Regions from separate parts of the Mus musculus genome. Here region 1 is linked to region 2. Evidence: chromatin loops called from intact Hi-C (ENCODE). Cell type or tissue: heart. All regions are shown on one strand.

Region 1 (8,000 bases), 140 kb before region 2:
TATGTTTTGAAGAAACCGAGGTCACTTGTTTCCTTGTTTCCTCACAAGTGCTCAGACTTCTCATACGACTCATTCTTGGACTGTGTTCCAACACCAAGTGATAAAACTTATGAAGAAAGTAGAAATTAGTATTTTAATGTGTATAGACTTTCCTTCTTGATGATGAAAACTAGTTTTGAAAATAAAAAAGTGATTATTGAACAACGATGTCAACATACTAAAACTGACCTCTACCCTAGGAAATGGTTAGCATAGATAGGAATGTGCCACAGGTACTTACAATCCCAGCTGCTGAGGAGGCTGAGAGAGGAAGATGACACATTTGAGGGCAGACTAGGCTAGATGCAAGGTTTTATCTCAAAAACAAACAAACCATAGTTCATATGCTATGCTTTGTCTAGAATTTATTACAACTAAAATAGGGTGACTTGCTTTGTTTTTCTCAAAATGACTGATGTAAGGAAGATGACTGCGTAAACACAAAATACTCACCTTTGTGAACCAGTTCACCGAAATTTGTAACAAAATAAGCAATCTGTTTAACTGGTCAGGTATTTAATGTTTACTGCCTAAAATTAGCAGAAATAATTGATGTTTTACTGTCATAAAATGCGATTACAAAATGTATATGTGAGTCACATTTTCACAAATTTAGAGTTCTTGAAACAAAAGAAATAGACAATAAATAGATGTTTTTCAGGACCTGGGAAGATGGTCCAGTGGTTTAACTGCTTGCTGTGCACATGAAGGCCTACGCTCCCAAGTAAAAATGAAAACCTGTGTGTGGCAGCACACACCTGTGACCCCAGCACTGGGAGGCAGAGACCAAGAAGATCCTAGAGGCCTGACCCACTCAAAATCTTCAGACTCTAGGTTCAGTGAGAGATTAACTAAATTCGATTAGAGATCCTGTTTCTAATTTTCAAAAAAAAAAAAAAGTGGAGCATGATATGGGAAGATACACAATTAAATCTCTGACCTCTTTTAAATATTTTCAAAAAATATGTTTAAAATAAATAACCAAATTTGGGCTGAAAATGTGGCTCAGCCAGTAGAAAAAAGCATTTGCACATAGACCAGGCAACCTGAATTTAATCCTCAGATTCCCACAAGGTGGCAGGAGAGAACTAATTTCTGCAAGTTGTCTTGACCTCCACACACAACTAATTAACTTAAAATCAACCAACTTTTATGTGTAAAGATACTCACTTTGAATGAAAGTAGTTTTGTTTTTTGGTTTTTTTTTAACCTATGATGAGAAATTTCTATACTCTTTATAGGTAAAGTACAGATAAGTTGTAAAATGCTTAGAATTTCTGGAATATTTTATTTTTGTACCTTATAGGACTTCTTGTATTACCTTCAATAACTTTGGTATACACTTATGGAAGTTTCATAAATGTTAAATAATGTATATTTTATAGATGAGGAAGCTTAATAATTAAGTACTTTTATTATATAGTAGCAAATCTAGGACTATATTGAGTTTCCTGGGTTATTTTTCTATTTTGTCATATTCTTTTTTTCTGTTAGATAGTAATTCCCCAGTTTTTTAATCTCTAAGAAAAACAACTCATCTCAATAAATATGTGATATATATAATGGGCTAAAATATGACTGTTTCTGCTGTTATTTAAAGGCATATTTCCAGTTATACACTATATAGCACATTTAAGGCCAGCCTATATGCACTTATAATAGCAAAGTAGATCTCTTCTAAGTTCAAAGTCAGTCAGGTCCACAGAGTAAGTTCCAGGACAGACGGACCTATGAATAAAAAAACCTATCCAAAAATAATAATAATAAAAAATAAATTTAAAAAAATAAAGACCCAAGGAGCTGAAGGGGTTTGCAGCCCTATAGGAGGAACAACAGTATGAACTAACTAGTTCCCCCCAGAGCTTCCTGGGACTAAACCACCAATCAAAGAAAACACATGGTGGGACTCATGGCTCTATCTGCATATGTAGCAGAGGATGGTCTAGTAGGCCATCAATGGGAGGAGAGGCCCTTGGTCTGTGAAGTTTCTATGTCCCAGTATAGGGGAATGCCAGGGCCAGGAAGCAGAAGTGGATGGGTTGGGGAACAGGGGGAAAGGAGAGGGGGTAGGGGATTTTCGGAGAGGAAACTAGGAAAGGGGATAACATTTGAAATGTAAACAAAGAAAATATCTAATAAAAAAAAGATTTAAAAAAAGAAAGAAAAAATTTTTGATTAATTTTCAAAAACTTTTCCTCAGTACATTTTAAGATTATAATTCTGCTTTGAGTCTTTTTTTTTTCTGTGAAAGAGCTGGTGTCTACTAGTTGACTCATTAAAAAAGAGTAAGTTTAGTTATACTTTAAAAAGAACAGTCACTGAAATGTGTTTGAAATTAAGATAATAGTTTACTTCATTTTCCAATCTGTAATTTGGAGACTTTCTAAAGTATCTTCAATTAATCTCAGTATTAATAGGAATTAAGTGTCCTCTTATTTGGAGTAAACCACATATATGAAATAGGTTTTCCAGATAATGTATATAGTTACTCTTATATTTACGGTTCCTATTTTAATTGAGAAATAATTTTTGAGGCATCTGTAAAATATTTCTGAAAAAAACATTTGACTAATTAAATATGAATATTTATAATTGTATTTTTATATTTGCAAATTCAACACTACTCATTGAAGCAGACATTTTAGAAAACAATATAGCTCAACACAAAGGAAATATATTACTTTTAAGGCTAAATAGTATTCCATTGTATTAAATATACCATATTTTATTCATCTGTTCATGTGATAGTGAACTAACTACTACATTTGACAGTTAATGTTTTCAATGACAATAAAACATTCATGATGAAATAAAAATATACAAATTTTCATTAAATGTTAATCCCATAAGCATTGTCTTAAATGACGAGTGATTTACAGCATCTGTCAATGAGAATGCCCCTTATGTTGATAGGTAATGGTGCTTTACACAGTAAGTTAGGTCTGAAAAGCTCAGTACCAATGACTTTCTCCTCTCTTTTGTTACAGATCCAGACTTTACTTACCTTGGAGGTATTTTAAATCCCATTCCAGGTTTAGTATATTACCTCTTTCTTTGTGTGACATTTTTTGTTAGTTTTATTTTTCTTTGAATATCTTTTTTCCCCCCCCAGATTGCCAGTTTGAGCTCTCTGGAGCTGATGGAATAGTACGGTCTAGCCAAGTAGAGCAAGAAGAGAAAACAAAGCCTGGCCAAGCAGTTGATTGCATATGGACAATTAAAGCTACTCCAAAAGCTAAGGTACTGTCGTTGTATATTGACTCACTTCAGAGAAGAACATTAAAAGGTGTGATTTCTATAATGTATTGTTTGATTCATGTAAATATTTGTGACTCTTTAAGTTCTTTTGTTTCCTTTACTGTATTGGGCACCTATGAAGATTATAGTGTTTTTGTAGTTAAATAAAATGAGATTGAAATAATTTAAAATATTATATGTATGTGTGTATACATATATGTATATATATATTAAAGGTTTCTTTTTAAATTTTTAAGTGTGTGAATGCACAAAGGCACACAGCACACCTGTGAGAGTCATAGGACAACTTCATGGCATTGACTTTCTCCTTGTGGGGGTGAATTCAGGTCACTGGGATTGCACAGTACGTTTGTTTTACTTGCTGAGCCATCTCATCAACCTCATATTAAGATTCTTAATCTTGAAAGATTATGGTTTTAAAAATCTATGGAGTCCTAACTGGTAAATGTAAGTATTGATCAAACACTTGTTGGTTTTTGAGGGGGTGTTTTGTTTTGTTTTATTTTGTAGGGGTTGTGTGTGTGTGTGTGTGTGTGTGTGTGTGTGTGTGGTGTGGTCTTGTGGTTGTTTTGTTTATGTACTTTAGGGTCTGGGAAGGTGGCATGGTGAATAAAGTACTCACTGTGTAGGCGTGAAGCCCTGAGCTCAGATGCCCAGCATCCACATAACCCAGGCCCCTTTGTGGTAGAGCGTGCACTTCTGTAACATCAGCGCAGGAAATGGGGAGACAGGCAGATCCCAGAGGTTTGCTGCTCAGCTGCCCAGCTCAAGTGGGGAATTCAAGGTTCCGTGAGAACCCCTGCCTCAAACACTAATTAGTTAGCAAGCAAGAGAAGCTATTTCCTGTCCACCTCTGGCCTACACGTGTACACGCACAAATACACACACACACACACACACACACACACACACACACACACACACCCTCTCTCTCTGATGAGGAACAGATGTCTAGCCTGCAAGAAGTTACTATGTTATAGAGGGTTGGTCACATCAGAAAAAATAAAACCTAGAATCACGGTTCATTGTTGTCACTGTGCTGCCCCCTGCTGACCATGTGACACTTACGGACAGTGCTGTACAAAAGAATGCCTTTAAATAACTCTGAGACTGGTTGCTGACTACTTTTGCTTTTTGTTTTTAATTTACACTTCTAGGAATATCAACAGACATAAAACTAGACTTACTTTATGTATTTGTTTAAAAAGGAAAAGAATGAAAGAAGCGCTAAAAGAACATATGATTTGGGGGCAAACCTAGGCTACGTTGTAACTGAGACCTTGACCCTCCCACAAAAAAAAACAAAAAAAAAAAAAAACATGAAAATGAGATTTATATTTGGAAAATGATGGGTAACCTGAAAACCCTTTAATAGTTTATTTATTTATTTTTTATGTGCATTGGTGTTTTGACTGAACGTGTGTCTGCATGAAGGTGTCAGATACTGGCGTTACAGACAGTTGTGAGCTGCCATGTGGGTACTGGGAATTGAACCTGGGTTCTCTAGCAGAATACTCAATGCTCTTAACCACTGAACCATCTCTCCACATCCCCCACCCCCTGAAAACATGTCAAAAACACTCATAAATTTTGGGCAAATTTTGCCAGGTATTCCTCAAAGAACAAATATAAGTTCAAAATAAAGCCAGTAATTTTTTTGGTTTGTTTGTTTTTCGAGACAGGGTTTCTCTGTGTAGCTGTCCTGGAACTCACATTGTAGACCAGGCTGGCCTTGAACTCAGAAATCCACCTGCCTCTGTCTCCTGAGTGCTGGGATTAAAGGCGTGCACCACCACGGCCAGCTCTGAAAATAAATCAAGCCTAGGGTTTGTGTGGTTATTGTGAGGCCCTTGTAAACCTTAGAGAGTGACGACTAAACATGAAAGGGTAAACAAGGAAACATGCTGTAGGGCTTCTTCTCTGGTGAGGTGAGGGTAGGATCTCTCCTGTGATTTCGTACCTAGAAAATTATCTCTGCGCTTGGGATGAATTAATAATCCCTGGTCAATCCAGGAAGCAAAAATCACAAAAATTAAAAGGGGCCATGTCTTAAGCTCCCAACAACTTTAAGGCACTTGTCAAAAATTAATCCATAATAAACCAAACATACTACAGAACTTTTATCTATAAAACCTCATTGAATGTTACCTCCCAATCCCACATTAGGTGACCGTTCTGCTCGTAGTTCATCTAGAGGTAAGAACAGACAAAACAAAAAGTTCAGTCTCCTAGATTTTAGATTTCCAAGAGGTAAGGAAAGAAAAATGACCAGGTAGATTTTTTTAACTTTTTTAAAAGTTATATAGTACTTCAATAATAAAACGAATTATTACTCAAAGAGCTGAGGAAATTTACTAATAGGCACATGTAGCAGCATTTTAAGGAATTTTTTTCAAGAATTGATGAAAGCTATAAGAACAGTGGCTCCCCCATCCCCATGTCCCAAAAAATATATATAGCTTAAATGATGTATAGGTTGAACCCACAGACAGAAAAAAAATTAAACAACTTGAGAATAAGAAGATTGCCTTAAAAGAGATATTTATTCATTTATTGATGACATGTATTTATTACATATGTGAGGCAATATACATAATTTACATAGTACATGAATGTTATAGCATACATGTAGAGCACAGAAGATAACATGCGAGAGTCATTTCTTTCATTTCTTGGGACCCATGAATCAAACTAAGGTTATCAGGCTTCACAGTAGGTGCCTGTACCTACTGAGCCATCTTGCTTGCCTGATGCTATTTAGATTGACTCTAAAAACCTCCCATAGTGAAATAGAATCTCAAAGACATAGATATATTAAAAGTAGGGGAAAAAAGAGCTGGTAGACTATATTTCTATATCTGAACTGATCTAAGAAGGCAAAGCTAAAGGATTTCTGGGTAAAAATAATAAATGAACTGAATGCTACATTTAAAAACCAAGGAATTTCTGTTTGTAGGATAACTATATATAAATATTTAAAAAAGAAAGTAAGAAATGTGACTGGGGAGTTGGCTCAGTAGATAAAGTGTTTTCTATATGAGCACTAGGAACCAAGTCAGCATCAGGAGGCAGGAAACTGGAACCTCAGGTCATCCCCGCAGATGAATCTTGTCAGAGCTGTACATTCTGTAGTATATGAACCAAAATTTTAGTACTATTAGATATTTGTATGTATTGTGCAAGGTGCACAGATCAGTTAAGGATGAATTTTTGTTCCTTGTTTGAGCAGGTTAAAGACAACTATACTTTTATGAGTTAATTTGATCAATAACCAATTGTAATAGATCTTCATTCATAGCATGTGAAGGATGGCATGATGAATCTTAAGGATTTTATAACCAACAAGAAATATTATCTAATTTTAGCTGAAGTTTTGTCTAGAGACACGTTTATGTCTGAGCCAATTATAGAGCTATTCCCGTGTGGAGGGATCAGTAAATTATATTACCTGTCCTGTTTGATCTGCTTGAATTTTTCTTTTCTGACTTTAGCCAAGATCTATAGGGGATCTTCCCCTATCATATCTGATCCATATCACCTTGGAAGGGGTCCAAAGCCTTTTGTTCTTTCCTATTAACACAAATATAGAGCCTCTCTCCCAAAATAGTCTGTCCTTGGTCCAGTAAACCCAATCTATGAAGATTAGTATTATTCTGTGTGTATGTAAATACATGTATATTATATAGTTTGAATTAACATCCTTTCCTATGTATTTAGCTTTAATTGAATTCCGTTCTACTTACTGTATAAGCCTATTACTAGCCTATTAATTTGTCATACCAGGCTAAGCAATCTCAGTATTCCTGTGGAACCCATGTTCAAAGAACCCAAGTGCCTTCCCTGGCATAAACGTTTTCAAGTTTCTTTTGAATCATTTTTCTTGTTCATTCTCCATTCTATGGAGATTATTTGTTGATTCTTATTATTCATTGAAATAGGGTTTCTCTCTATCTCCATGTCTTTGGTTTTTATATTTGAGATCAAAGGCCTGGATTTCTATATTCCATGTATACTTTAAACAATTACCACTGTATCTCTATCTTTTATTTATGTGATAGCAAGTAACCTCTACCATCTGTCTGTCTCTGTCTTCTGAGCAACCTGTCATTTTGTACAGTAAGTGCTCCCAATACCTCTGAGTTTAAACTCTATGAAGCACCTAGAAGCCTTTGAGAAGAGCCCAGGGTAAATACCCACCACCTAGCTATGTCTAGGTCAGCTTGGGGGACTTAACTGTATCACAGCTCACTCCATGAACCCCAGAATTATGTATGCCAATTTAGTATGACTTTTGTCCTAGCGCCAAACCCATAGGGCTTGTAGAGGAACCATGTGGCTCAGGCAAAAGCCACAACTCTGCTAAGAAACCAGTTTTCCCCACCTCCTAATTTCACATCATAGTGTGTTTTCCGTTTGAGAATCTCCAATTAATTTATTTTATTCAGTATTTTTAATTATTCTTACCAGTGAAATGAAGTAATTATTTCATTGAATTAGAAACACTGTTTTAGTTTTGGGAATTTAGGTGAACATATATCAACCAGCAAAGTAAATAAAAGATGATGGCTATTAAATGAATCTTATTTTGATGACTGTATTTAAAAAGTAATCACTATGGCCGGTTATGGTGGCACACGATGGTAGGATTTGCTGAAGGAGGCAGAGGCAGGAGGATCACAAGTTCGAGGCCAGCCTGGGCTACA
Region 2 (8,000 bases):
GTGTGTGTGCTGAGACATATGGGTGTGTCCCAGTATTCAGTTGCTGACAGTAAGCCAATCTCAAATCACAGGTTTCACTTCAAAGACATTTTCAGTTCCCACAAAAGTAACCTCTCTCTCCAGTCCTGACAACACTGTTCCCACCTCAATCACACTCTTGGTGACGTGATGGGCACGGACACTGGGACCTCACACTTGCGTACGATCTACCACTGGGCTACCCTGCCACCCCAGCTCTCTGTTTCAGATGGACCGTGGATCGCAGCAGAGAACCTGACCAAGGATAAAAGGGCCAGGTAGGCAGTTAGTCCATCTGAGGACACAGCCCATATCTTTGACTGTTCAAAGACTTGGCTCTAGACGTCAGCAACTCATGACAATTCTTTTTTTAGCATCTGCTACAAGAGACACTGCTGCAGGAGCTGTGAAGAAATAACTGTGTTATGATCAGAGTTGGCCTCTGTGAGGAACATTTGCCTAACAACTCTGGGAATCCATGTATCCATCTGTACAGAGCTGGACAAGGCATGGCTGTAAACAGCCTCTCGGTTTGTGGACCGAATTCTGTCTCAGTGTAGTACCTTAAGAGGCTTTGGGGCCCAGGATAGTGTCATGGCCTATAGTGCAGCCAAGGAGCTACACCTGTTCTGTGCCAGGCTGTCCTGGTTGGGATTTCTGTCAAATTGACACAAACTAGATTTATCTGGGAAGAATTTCTCCCAAGAAACTAACTCCGTCCATTTGATTAGCCTATAAAATATAAAAGTTTGTGGAGGCTTTTTCTTGATTAATGATTGATGTGGAAGGACCCAGGCCACCATGGGTGGTGCCTCCCCTGGACAGATGTCCTGGATTACATACGAAAGCAGGCTGAGCAAGCCATGGAAAGCAAGCCAGTAAGCAACGTTCCCCTGTGCTCTGTCTCAGGTCCTGCCTTCAGGTTCCTGCCCTGGCTTTTCCCTGAGCATAGACCTTAACCCACAAGTCAAATAAACACTTTCCTTCCTTCTACGTTGCTTTTGAAAAGCTCTCTATGATGGCAACAGAAATCTAACTAAGGCACTGGCTTTGCCCTGGGCATTCAGAAGCATAGAGGGTGGCAGGGGCAGGAAGCAGCCGAGAGGCGGGACAGTCCAGGAAGACTTAGAGGGGCTGTAAAGCACCCCCATTTCCTTATGTAGTGACAGAGGGTCTGAGCCTGCCATGATGAGAGTCACTCAAGGAGAAGAGAGGCTCAGACCCTGCAGTCTCTAAAGCAAGAACTCAAGGGACCAACACCAACCACCCCCAAAAGAAAGTGTCACACCTGAAGTGGTAAGTGCCTTCTCGCTGCCCAAAGCCACTGCCAGGCACGACACAGATGCCAGTCTCCTCCAGGAGCTTCATGCAGTAGAACATGTCTGGAGCCATTTTATGGGACTGTGGGAAGAGGACAGAACTTGAGAGTCATGCCTGGCTGTACACGAGACCTGCACACATTAAAAACCCAAACCCAAACAGAGCTGGTTTTGGTTTACACCTATAATCATAGCCCTTGAGAAGCTTAAACAAAAAACATGCCTTGAATTCAGGGCCAGCCTGAGCTACACAGTGGGGTCTCACCTGGGCTATAAATATAAGTCTTCACTTGGCGTGAAGGGCTCAAAGCCAGATAGAACCAAAATGCAGTGTCAGTGCCTCTTTTCTGTGGCAGACCCCTCCTTCTCCCTTTCCTGATGGCAAAGTAAAGCAGGATTCCAGGTCACAGCCAGGAAGCTGGTTCTGGGACTCAGACATCTGAAGCTACTGTTGGCCAGGCAGGGGCTGTGACACCCCTGATCTGCATTCAAGGGTTCCAGTATTCCCATCCCCATCCCAGCAACTGTTCAACAGGCACTGGCTGCAGATGGCTATCTATGTGCCAAGTCACACAAATGATCTGAAAACGGCGCCCTGGGATCTAAATCCAGCAGGGCCTTGCAGGAGATACACCCGGGAGCAACCGCTGACAGTGCTGAGGAAGGCTACGAAAGCCGATAGGATTAGAAAAGCCTCGGGCTTTAGGGAGCACACTTCTGAACACGTGCCTGAAGGCATTTGCAGAGGAAATGTGGAGGATGTGCCCGTCGGTTGGGGTAGGAGAAAGAAAACCTGCAATGGCTTCCCCTTCCTCTGCTTCTGCATCCTCACCCAGAGATGAGCAAGGAGCCGTGTGCTTCTGCCTCATCATCACATGACTCATGCCTTCCCACCAGAGGGCCATAACCATAACGTAGGGAGCCAAAGACATCTCTTTTCTCTGACTTTCTACCTTGTCAGGTGTTTGGTCACAGCAATGAAACCAACATCAAACAGTGTGGGTTATACAACAATTTCTCGGGAAGTCTCGGGCTCTGGCAGGCGGGGTCTGATCTCGGGTGGGCCTGGATACCCAGTGTCTAACAAGGTGCTCAGGCACTCCAGGGATGCACACATTACTTTCCCTTGAGCTTCAGAGCATGGTCTGCAATAGCATACGAGGACTTGGAAGAGCAGGCTCTCAGCTCCATTGAAGACTCATTAAGCCAAACCCAAGGCTTCTATCGTGAACACTCAGGAGTCACTGTGGCAGGAGGCAATGGCTGGGGGAGGTGAGGACTCTCATTGCTTCTCCAACACCAGTATCACACTCTTCTTGGGTCCTGCCCTTCAGAGTCAGTATGCCTTGCTGTTTTAGTGGTTTTTAGATGTATTTATTTCATGTGTATGAGTGTCTCGTCTGCTTGTATGCCTGGGTCCTACATGCATGCTTGGTGTCTTTGGAAATAGGATGAGGGCGTGGCTAATGCCCTAGATCTCTAACGCCCTAGAGCTGGAGTTGTGAAGGCTGTGAGTGAAACCATGTAGGTGCTGAAGGCCAGGCTCATCATCTGCAAGCAGCAAGTGTCTTAACAGCTAAGCTATGCCTCCACCCTGAGAGTACACCGTGGAGGCTCAACCTGGACTCTCACTTGGGGTTAGCCTCTTACTTGCTCTATTACCACCATACTCTGCTGCAGCCGGGACTCTTAAGAAGCTATTGCATGGTAAACTGCGTTTGTCCAGGAGGACACAGAGTTCAGAACTCCTAAGGTCAGCACCATGGCTCACCAAAGCAAAAAGCCAACCATGTCAGAGACAGCTCAAGTGAATCCAGGAAGCCAGCCAGCCCTCCGCTCTGACCTGAGCTGCCTCCACGGCCTTGGCAGGGATGAGAATCCGAGGGAACGCATACATAGCTCCTTGCAAGGGGTTGCACTGGATCCCTGGGACTTGGTTAAACAGATCTTCTGTCAGCTTTGCTTTTTTGGCCAGATTACCAAGGACGAATTCTTTTTCCTAATGATGACAAAAAGCACAGGTATCAGTGATTCTAGACAAGGCTATGTGAACAGATTGACAGAAAGTAAGCTGCATGTAACAAACACTGTACATGGCTAGGGGAAGAAGGTAGGCATAGACACATGGACCGGTCTTTCTACATAGATTTTTTTTTCATCCATCAGTGTGAATGGCCCTGGCCCTGGGTAGAATACCCTAGAAACACTTCTCTGAGAGTCACGAGTGTCCCTGGGGACCAGCCCCATCATGTCATCTAGGGATTATCCCTTTGTACTCTCCGTCAGTGAGGTGTACACGGATGGAGACTCAGGCAGAGCAGAGTCGGCAACAGTCCCAGAGCTGGACAAGCATCCAAAGCTGGAAGAGAATCAATCAGAATTCCTGTAAGTTCTGTTGTACAGGAGGGAAACTAAGATGAGAGCTGAGGATGAGAAGATAAACAAAGCGTGGTGCAGCCACACAGTGACATACGCCCCAGCCTTCAATCCCAAAGAGACCTCTGCTGTTCTGGGCAGGCCTCCACAGGGATAACCTGGAGGACACTGTGCCGAGTGGAATATGCCAGTCACACAAGAACACACATTGTGTAATTCCACCTATACATATGTGTCTTAGGGAATTCATGGGGACAGAGTAGAATGCTGGCTGCCAAGAACCGGGGAATGGGAGAGTGGAGACTATGTGTTTACTAGGTCTCATGTGTCAAGTGGGGATAAAAGTTCTTGAAATGGATGGGATGAGAGAGGGCTGCACAACCATCTGAGTGGCTTTCCTTAATGAAACAGAACTGCCTGTCTGGGGCTGGAGAGATGGCTCAGCGGTTAAGAGCACTAACTGCTCTTCCAGAGGTCCTGAGTTCAATTCTCAGCAACCACATGGTGGCTCACAACCATCTGTAATGGGATCTGATACCCTCTTCTGGTGTGTCTGAAAACAGACTACAGTGTACTCATACACAAAAATAAATAAATAAATAAATAAATAGATAAATAAATAAATCTCTAAAAAGAAAAAAAAAAAAAAGAACTGTCTATCTGTCCATCTGTCTGTTTAGACAGGGTCTTTCTGAATAGCCCTGGCTGTCATAGAACTTACTATATAAACCAGGCTGGCCTTGAACTCACAGAGGTTCTCCTGCCTCTGCCTCTTGAGTGCTGGGATTAAAGGTATTTACTACAGCAGGATAGAAGTGTATATTTAAAACGAGAAAAAAGTTCAGTTGTTTGTATTTTACTACAAAAAAGAGGAGGAGGAGGGAGTCCTGTCGAGGAGAAGGGAGTGCTGTAGGTACGCCTATAATCCTAGCCTTTAGGAGGCTGAAGCAGGAGGATCTTGACTTAAAAAATGGTTTGGCTGCAAAACCCTGTGTCAAAAAAAACAAACAAGCCAACCTCCCCCTACACACGCCTCTCCAAAGGGGGGTGGGGCACATCTGGGAACTGACTTTTACGATGCTCACAGAGAAAAAGAAAAGTCCATTGACTCACACAGGAAGTCTTCCCACTTCCAAACTGTTGCATCTCTGTTACATCTTTAGACTTAACTCATGAGAGTGGTTCAACAACCAAGAGACATTAGGGTGCCCCCTTGAAAGATGGCTGCGGGTGGACACACCCAGACACACCATCAGATGCAGGGCCACATGGAGTGGTGGCTGCTCACTTACCATGACCCTGGCAATAGCAGTGATGGACACAGGTCAAGCTGACTTACCCTGCTGAATTGCTCAAAGGACTCCTCTCCTGGTTCCGGTGGATTCACAACAATGTCCATGGCGGCCTGTCCTGACACTGGCGGACAGAGGCGAACCGAGAGTAGCTTCACCAGCTGGCCTTTGATCTCGGGGTGCAAATTGATCACCTCCATGTAGCCCCCTCTGTAGCCACACCTGGAGAGACGAGAGGGAGGAGCCCACCGCCAGTTAGAAGAAGCCCTCATAAACGCAGGTTGGACACCAGATCTCTAACGCCACACCCTCCATACCCAGCAGGCAGCTGTGGCTGAGTTCTGGCCAGTGTTAGGTGAACATGTCACTACAAGTCACTCTCTTACAGGGAGAAGCAAGAACTCTCTTTCCTTTTCTCCCTTCTCGTCTGACGGGTGGTTACTACATGTTGAAGAAGCAGACTCACAAGCCACCGTTCTTAAACCACCTCAAGGAGCCGGCTCTGCCTTTCTGCCTTCCTGGGATCTCTGAACAACTATGTCCAAAAAAAATACATTGTCACCCTTTCTGAACCTCTATACTTTTGGGCTATTCTGTTAGAGCTGCTTTCCCTGAAACCTAACTCATATACACTTAATCTACATCAAATTAAACCAAAAACAATGTAAGGAGGTGGCTCCCTTGACCTAACCAAAACATTTCTCTTTTTTGTTTGTTTTTTTGTTTTATGTTTGTTTGTTTGTTTGTTTTAGACAGGGTTTCTCTGTGTAGCCCTGGCTGTCCTGGAACTCACTTTGTAGACCAGGTTGGCCTGGAACTCAGAAATCTGCCTGCCTCTGCCTCCCGAGTGCTGGGATTAAAGGCGTGTGCCACCACGCCTGGCTACCAAAACATTTCTTCAGGCTTCATATGCTATTCCTTCGACCTAGAATGTTCCCCCAAATGTCTCCCTTCCTACTCCAGTCCCACCTTCTGGCAGTCCTACCTCTTCTCTGACTTCAGTTCTCCACCGGCTGCATAGCTTTCCTCTCTGCCTTGTTCTTCACTCCTTGGTAACACACTGGCTTTGTGACGGCAGAGTCCTCAGTGCCTCGATCTCAGGGTAAGTGCTCAGTAAACACTAGTCACAAATATGGGCCCCAAATATCGGTCTTATAACCACCCCAGTGCTAAGGCAGTCTTGCACACAGAGCTTGGTACCTATCCATCTAACTCCTCTCTTCATGGACCTTCAGACTTCAGGCAACGTTAGAGCAGAAGATTCCAGACTCAGAGCTGCTACGGGACCTGTTTTCATTCCCATCACTTATCCACAGTCTGGTTTCTTTTGAGCCTGGCTGCATTTCCCTGGAGCCTCTGTACAGGGATGGCTCTTATACCACTAGATTTGCCAGAGAGATACAGTCTGTCTCCTGATTCTTACACCAGCGGCAAGTGATGAAGGCTGCTTTCTAACCATGTGGGTGGACCACAAGTAGAGCAGCAGGCAGAAAGGAGAGTGTAAGCACTGGGACCACAGACCCGCCCGTGGCAGAGAGGAGAAGCGGCAGACATACTCGCCCATGTAGCCCTTGGAGGTGGAGTGGAAGGAGGCGAGCTCCACGTTGCTGGAGTACTCGTGCCCCATCTGGTAAAGCACTTTCTTAAACGAGTGGAATCTGCAGTCTGGAGAGTACACGTTGTCCTGGTACACCTGCAGGGGAAACATGACAGTCGCCATGAGTCCTTCTGGAAGGCTGTGGCTCAGAGTAGCCAACGGTCTACACCCAGGAGAGGTGCATAGGTACGGAGTTAACCTGTTGTCAGGTGAAGGCCACAAAATCCAGCTTTGAACAAGCCAGCCAGCCCCACTTCCGATGCTATTTCCACACATAAGTCAGAATGTGCCTGAAGGAACATTCCAGAACAAGCCTCAGACTGGATCCTAAGACAGCCCAGGAGCTCCCCTGACTTCTACATTTACCCATTTCTAGCCTGCCTGTCTGATGCATCAGGCCAGTGGTGACACCAGGGACTTCCATCCTCCCCAGCAAATGTTCTCCTAAAGCGTTGTTCATTCTTCTATGAGTGGGAGCAGCTTCCTGTCCCCTGCCCTCTGTTCTGGGGTGAACTCTGTGGGATGTCCTTTATGCCACTTGCCAGGTTTGTCTCTGCTCTTTTTGCCAGAGCACACCCCCGCACTTCCCTGTCTCTGGATCTAGCACTCACAGCCACCCCGCCTATTCCACACTCAGGGAAGCTGGCTGGCTGCGTCAGTGGGGCAGTCAGAAGCCTGCCCTCCTCCCAGTCAGCACACTTCCAGAGGGAATCCCCAGGTCTCACTGATGCCTCTTTCTTTATCTTTAGAAAGTAAGGTTTTTAGATCGATGATTACTTATGGCAAATTAAATGTGGTAACGGAGCAGGGTGCTTAAAGAGAAAGGAGACAATAAACATGCTGAAATGAAGGGAAAGCGTCAATGGCTACGACGGACTCTCAGTTTCCTCCAAATCACACAAAGAACGGGAAGCCCAGGCCTCGTGATTGGCATTCGAGAAGTTACAGTTACAGACCTGACATCCTCCCAGGCTCACAAAGTGCTGGAGAGTAAATGAGAAGGAAGGCAGGGACCACCAAGAGGCAGGGAACTGTGCCTTAGGAGTGGCTTCAGCCTCTTCCCCTACAGGGCAGCTACCCCCACACACACCCCTCTTAGGTAGGAGCCCCTGCATTTCCTTCAGGGAGGCCCCCTGGCTTTCCAGGTGGAAGTTTGGGAAGGGCAGAGAACTCGCACCTGGCCTGGGCCTGGCCAATTTGCACATTGCAACCCCAGGCTACAGTGGTTGGCCCAATAATTATGGCTCAAGTTGAACCAATCAGGTGTAAACTTGCTGGAATTACAAGGGTGAAAAGCTGCTTTCAAGGCTGGGAAGATAGTCAACATACAGAGATGAAAGGAGAAGGATCTGGAAGACACAGTTTGAGTCCAGGCTCCAACCATATATATATCATCAT

Evidence for each region. Hi-C counts contacts between places; a loop is a spot of excess contacts. Peaks named below come from ENCODE experiments on the same cell type or tissue, not always from the same donor. Only the 100,000 strongest peaks of a DNase experiment are listed, where the experiment ranks them.
Region 1: it touches region 2 in a loop (2.5-fold over the local background); 3 of 42 quality-filtered maps call a loop at or near these places.

What each region holds. Positions count from the first base shown.
Region 1 is chr8:85,658,458-85,666,457 of GRCm38, reverse strand. Neto2 (neuropilin (NRP) and tolloid (TLL)-like 2) reads left to right here. Exons shown (of 9, transcript NM_001357288.1): 5 at 3,027-3,071; 6 at 3,152-3,279. Among named protein-coding and RNA genes, the nearest start is that of Mir8109, 38 kb to the left of the region's middle. In heart, CTCF peaks have their summits at 1,104 (motif pointing right) and 4,359 (motif pointing left); no DNase peak of the experiment used is centred here.
Region 2 is chr8:85,516,675-85,524,674 of GRCm38, reverse strand. It overlaps Gpt2 (glutamic pyruvate transaminase (alanine aminotransferase) 2), which reads right to left. Exons shown (of 12, transcript NM_173866.4): 8 at 6,562-6,698; 9 at 5,053-5,227; 10 at 3,181-3,336; 11 at 1,307-1,419. Among named protein-coding and RNA genes, the nearest start is that of Gpt2, 28 kb to the right of the region's middle. In heart, no CTCF peak of the experiment used is centred here; DNase peaks (open chromatin) are centred at 374, 3,154 and 7,164.